2 separate regions of the Homo sapiens genome follow, and region 2 is linked to region 1. A link is a loop called in an ENCODE intact Hi-C map of the cell type or tissue named here. Cell type or tissue: heart left ventricle. All regions are shown on one strand. Links, peaks and the distances in the headings refer to the core of each region. The heading gives the core; the rest is flanking DNA. Region 1 overlaps GRIP2 (glutamate receptor interacting protein 2). Region 2 overlaps FGD5 (FYVE, RhoGEF and PH domain containing 5).

The links. Hi-C counts contacts between places; a loop is a spot of excess contacts. Peaks named below come from ENCODE experiments on the same cell type or tissue, not always from the same donor. Only the 100,000 strongest peaks of a DNase experiment are listed, where the experiment ranks them.
Region 2: it touches region 1 in a loop (3-fold over the local background); 49 of 110 quality-filtered maps call a loop at or near these places.

What each region holds. Positions count from the first base shown.
Region 1 is chr3:14,507,886-14,510,689 of GRCh38, forward strand. GRIP2 (glutamate receptor interacting protein 2) reads right to left here. Exons shown (of 24, transcript NM_001080423.4): 17 at 1,935-2,079. Among named protein-coding and RNA genes, the nearest start is that of GRIP2, 31 kb to the right of the region's middle. RefSeq lists an enhancer at 1,076-1,370 and a silencer at 1,236-1,285. In heart left ventricle, for the core only: a CTCF peak has its summit at 1,187 (motif pointing right); a DNase peak (open chromatin) is centred at 1,216.
Region 2 is chr3:14,924,667-14,927,470 of GRCh38, forward strand. FGD5 (FYVE, RhoGEF and PH domain containing 5) reads left to right here. Exons shown (of 20, transcript NM_152536.4): 18 at 1,404-1,532. Among named protein-coding and RNA genes, the nearest start is that of NR2C2, 22 kb to the right of the region's middle. RefSeq lists a silencer at 976-1,270. In heart left ventricle, for the core only: a CTCF peak has its summit at 1,166 (motif pointing right); no DNase peak of the experiment used is centred there.

The DNA of each region.
Region 1 (2,804 bases), core at 9-2,508:
AGTCTAGAACCTGGGAGGGGATTGTCCCACCTGACTGCAAAATTAGGTTCTGGAACCAGTGTCCAACACAGGTTTTGAGAATCCCACATACTAGCTGCCAAATACTTGCTATGTGATCTTGGGCCAGTTTCTTAAACCCTTGAGTTTCAGTTTCTTCATCTGTAAAATGGGGGTGATAATACTAATTTAATTATCAAATCATAACTGAGGCGTGAATGAACGGAATGGATTCCTACTTCCCTCCAGCAGACACCCTTGGTAGCCATTGCCCCTTCCTGGGCCTCAGTTTTCCCACCTGGAGAATGGGCATAATCACCAGCGCCCAGCAGACCTCACAGTAGGGCGTGAAGGGCTGGTGATGCCAGGCGGCAGCACTGCTGTGGCCCAGTGGTTTTCTACCTGGACACCCATTACAATGACCTGAGGAGCTTTTTGAAAATGCAGGTGCCTGGGCCCCACATCTGACCAATTAAATAGTACCTGTGGGGATGGGGCAGGAAGGTGATTCTGAGGAGCAGCCAGGGCTGAGCAGGGGAGAAGCTGTAGCAGGTGCTTAGAGTGACCTGAGCCAGGTGGAGGAAAAGGAGGCAGAGGACTAGGGTCAGGGGTCTTTAACCTCTGGGGCTGTAGATGTCACCCCATATGGGAGCTCCTGGAGAGTCATGCTTGGGCATTGCCCTGCACTTCCCCAGGGATGAGGATAGTGAGCGAGTCAGGGAATGGTGGGCTCCGGGAGGGGACCAGAGCTGTAGTGTCCAATATGGCAGCCACCAGCCACAGGTGGCTGCTGAGCCCCTCAAATGTGACTGCCCAAATTGAGATGTGCTAAAAGCAGAAAACTCACACCAGATACGGAAGGTGTAACATGAAAAAGAATATAAGACATGTTCTTAATGGTTTTTATTTGATTACATGTTGAACTAAATATATATTTAAGATGAATTTCATCTTTTTGCTTTGCAGATGTGGCTACTAGAAAGTGTCTGATTAAATTTGTGGCTCAAATTATATTTCAGTTGGACAGCACTGAGCTACATCAGCCCGGCGAAGGCAGGAGGGTTGTCTGTACAGCCCCAGCAACCAGGACAGAGGGGCCAGGCACACAGCAGGTGCCCAGTACATGCTCGAATTGATGAAGACATTGGGGTCAGAAGGGTTCCACACCGACCTCTGCAGTCTGCCAGGTGTCCAGCAGGGGGCGCTCCAGGAGCAGGGTCCACGTCCCGGAATCCCTCCCATCCTCTCCCCACCCGCCCAGCCACCGCCCCTCCTGCGCGGTGCCCTCCTCCGGGACGCGTCCTGCCCCTGCAGCCCCCACCAGGCTCTCCTTTTACCGCCCGCTCGTTGCTGTGCTGGGAGCTCACCGCTTCCTTGCCTGCCGGATTCATCCCTGCCCAGCTCGGGGGAGAAGGCTCGGTCTCACCCACACTGGGGGTCGGGTTCCATCTCTGACCTCCACCTCACCCTGGGACAGGGCTCCATTCTTACAGCTCCCTCAGCTGCCACAGTTTCAGAGTCTAGGGGCAGCAGGGACAGTCCCCCAATGCCTCAGGAAAGCCCTAGGCAGTGCTGGGACCAGGGTACTGGGGCACTGCCCCATCCTATTCCGCACACAGCAGGCGCTCCAAATAGCCTTGCAGGGCTGACCTTCCAGACACAGGTAGGAGCAGGAAGATGCACACACCTTGGCCCAGTGCTTACCTGGAGCCAGGAGGTCTGCTGGGGTGTGGGCCTCTGCCCTGGCAGGCAGGGGCTGACACTCATTTTACAAATGCAGACCTGAGTCTCAGAGAGGGGAAGTGACTGGCCCAATGTCACCCACAGTGTCAATGTTGGAACAGAGGTCAGAATCTTGCTTGGCTTTGCCATAGCCCCAGCTCTTGCTTCCTGTGTTCCCTGAGCCCACCATGCGTCCCCACAGAGCCCCAGTTCACCTCTCAGCCAGGCCACGCTTGGTGAGGCCTGAGATGACAATGGGGTCAAAAGGTTCCTCCGTGCCCGAAATGGTGATGCCCAGGGGACCCCCGTAGCGCTTCAGCTCCACTGTGTAACTGACGGCACCTGTGGTCTCCAGCTCATCTGCAAGCACGGGGACCCATGAGGAGGAGGCCCCCGAGGGGGTACCCAGCTTCCTAAAGCCTTGGCCTCACTCACTCACTCATACTTATTTATTAATTCATTCACCCAGTCACTCACGCTCTGATTTCATGTAGCACAACCTGGGGACCCTGAGGCCATCTTCTGCCCAAATACCAGTAAAGAAAAGAAACATCACACCTCACCCACAATAATGACAACATTGATGACAAGAAACAGTGGCCTCTTTTCCTCCAGCAGCCAGCAGGAAGCAAAGGGAACCCCGATCATCCGTTGTTTTTTTTTTTTTTTTTTTTTTGAGACAGAGTCTTGCTCTGCTGCCCAGGCTGGAGTGCAATGGCACGATCTCAGTTCACTGCCATACCTCTGCTTCCAGGGTTCAAGTGATCCTCCCACCTCAGCCTCCCAAGTATCTGGGACTACAGGCATGCACCACCAGACCCAGCTAATTTTTGTATTTTTTGTAGAGATGGGGTTTCGCCATGTTGCCCAGGCTGGTCTCGAACTCCTGGGCTTAAGTGCTCCACCCACCTTGGCCTCCCAAAGTGAGGGGTGTACAGGTATGAGCCATTGCACCTGGCCCAACTTTTCTTAAAAGAAAAGAAAAGAAAAGAAAAGAAATCTACCTCCCACAGTAACCTTCTTTCACAGAGTCGGAGTTGGTGATTTGGAGGCTGCCCCTTTGAATCAGGGATTCACTTTCCAGT
Region 2 (2,804 bases), core at 210-2,709, 420 kb after region 1:
TGTGATCAGCTGCTTCCAAGTTAGTCCATTAATATCAAGTAGCAGGTAGCAAGGGTTTAAAAAAGTGTTAGGGAATGGAAAATTTAAATAGGTACAGTTTTATCCATTAACTTGTTCCTTTTGCAAATTAAAAATCTTGGAAATCACACATACGGCCGGGCGCGGTGGCTCACGCCTGTAATCCCAGCACTTTGGGAGGCTGAGGTGGGCAGATCACGAGGTCGGGAGATCCAGACCATCTTGGCTAACACAGTGAAACCCCATCTCTACTAAAAATACAAAAATCAGCCGGGTGTGGTGTCATGCAGCTGTAGTCCCAGCTACTCGGGAGGCTGAGGCAGGAGAATCGCTTGAACCTCAGGGAGGTGAAGGTTGCAGTGAGCTGAGATGGCGCCACTGCACACCAGCCTGGCGACACAGCAAGACTCTGTCTCAAAAAAAAAAAAAAAAAAAAAAAAAAAACACATACATGGTTAAACATTTTTCCCAAAAAAGTACAAAACAGCACATATGATGAAAAGTGAGTTTCTCATCCTTCCCAGCCTCCCTCAATCCCACTGCCATCAAGTTTCTTATGGAACCTTGTGGAAATTTTCATGCACATACATAATACAGATGTACATTCATAGATCTTCTTTTTCTACCCAGAAGACAACATATTATACAGAATCTCTTCTGTTTTCTCCACTTAATTTGTCTTAGAGATCATTTCATAATCACATATATGTATAAACCTCACATTTTTTACATTGCATTCCTCTTTTACTAGTAAGGAAATTGAGACTTAGAAGAAGTCAGCAAATTGCTCATCATTAACCACCTAGTAATTGGTAGAGCCTGAATGGGAAATCCAGGTTGGTATTAACTCCAAGCCTGCGTTCCTCACCACATAAAGCCTGTGGACAGAATACTACTACCCCCCGCCACCACAAAGAGTAGTAATAATAATAAAAGGACTTAACGCTGCACACACCCCACTAGGCAGGAGACTATAATACCTTTTAGGCAACAGTACAAAGAGGATCCCTCCCTAAATGTGAGGAAGAGATAAGTTGAAAGTGCAAGAGTTAATTTTAGAAGGAAGAACCTTTCGCCGAAGTACCTGAACGAAGTTTCTTGAGTTGAGGGGCTTAGGTTGAGAGGGAACCAAGAATCTGAAAAACCACTAGAGGGCAGCATCAGCATTCCCAAAGTCAGCTGGGTCCATTCATTAAATCCTGTTTCTCAAAGCATGAAGCACTATCTTGCTGACTTTGGTACTGGATAGATCCTGAGACCTTATCCAGTGTCAAAGCAGTATAAGTAGTCAGCCAAATGGTTTGCAGTGTCATTTTGAATTGTGCTCTGTTTGAACTGTGCCTGACCACCGGGGTGGGCTGACCGCTCTGCTTCCCTCCTGCCAGGTGGCTGCCTCTGGAGAGGGCTCTGCCATCAGTGGCTATCTCAGCCGGTGTAAGAGGGGCAAGCGGCACTGGAAGAAGCTCTGGTTTGTCATCAAAGGCAAAGTTCTCTACACCTACATGGCCAGTGAGGTAGTAGTGATCTGCACTCTCTCCCCTCTCCTCTCTCCTGTGAAATGACCCCCTGGGGCCTGCACACATCCTGTCACTTGCAAAGCTGTGTGAGTCCTGGCTGCTGAGCCAGTTCTGGTGGCAGTCAAGTCTTTAGTGAGCAATGCCATGTGCTCAATGTTGCTGTGGCTACACAACCACATATCACTTCAAAATCTAAGGAATTTGCAGTTTCTTTGTGGATATAAGAAGGTACGGACATGCCAAGCTGTGCCGCAAAGTGTTTAAATGGCACAGGCCCAGCATCTAGGACAAAGATGGAACAAGCCAGCCATGCCACAAAAGAAAACACCTTCCTACTGTCTGCTTAGATTGCTTGGGGCAAAATTCAGCAGTGTGGAGGAAGCTACTCCCTTTTTGTCTGTCCATTTCTTTTATAGGGTAACTCTAGTAATTCTTCTAAAGAAAACTGAAATCTATATTTTATAGAATATCTTACTTTAGGTGAGAGAGCCTTGGAAATCAAGCTTACTTCCAGAGTAGACAGATGTGTGGCCATGGTTGTGTAGCAGGGTGCTGTCTGGCCCTGACCCAGGCTGAACCTGTTGGATAATGTGAAACATTTCTATCTCCATGCTTCACCAGCTGGTGGCTTCTAGGTGGTCAGGCATAGTTTCAGCTTTGAAAATGGGAGTTAAATGTATTCTGACGAGCTGCAGAGGGTGGGTGCTTTGCTCCACTGGGATATGCATGTCAGGGCTGGCTCTTCTCCCCTGGCCACAGATGCTAGCAAATGTGCAAAAGGCACTTCCTTCTTTGGGGCATGAAGCTTCCCTCTGGAAGGACCTGCAACTGTGAAGGTTGCCGTGTGCCCATTCCCAGGGATCACAGAGGATGGCTTTCTAGAAGAAATTGCTTTGGAGCCATACTTAAACACTTAGCAAGGCCCCACATCTGTTTACTCTAAGCAAAGCAGGCAGACAGGGGATCTGCCATAGGCCTGAGCGGCTTGGGTACCCGGTAAGCTGCACCCCACCCTGAGGGGCCTTTGCCTGTGTCCACAGGTGGGGTCTTCCACACTGTGGGGGATTTTTATCTTTCCAAAACAAACTGAACAGTTGTCATGGAAGTGACAGCATAAGCTTATTTTAAAAGGTGGATTTAGGGGCCTGGCATGGTGGTTCACGCCTGTAATCCCAGGACTTTGGGAGGCTGAGGATCTCTTGAGGCCAGGAGTTCGAGACCAGCCGGAGCAACATAGTGAAACCCTATCTCAACGAAAAATAAAATGAA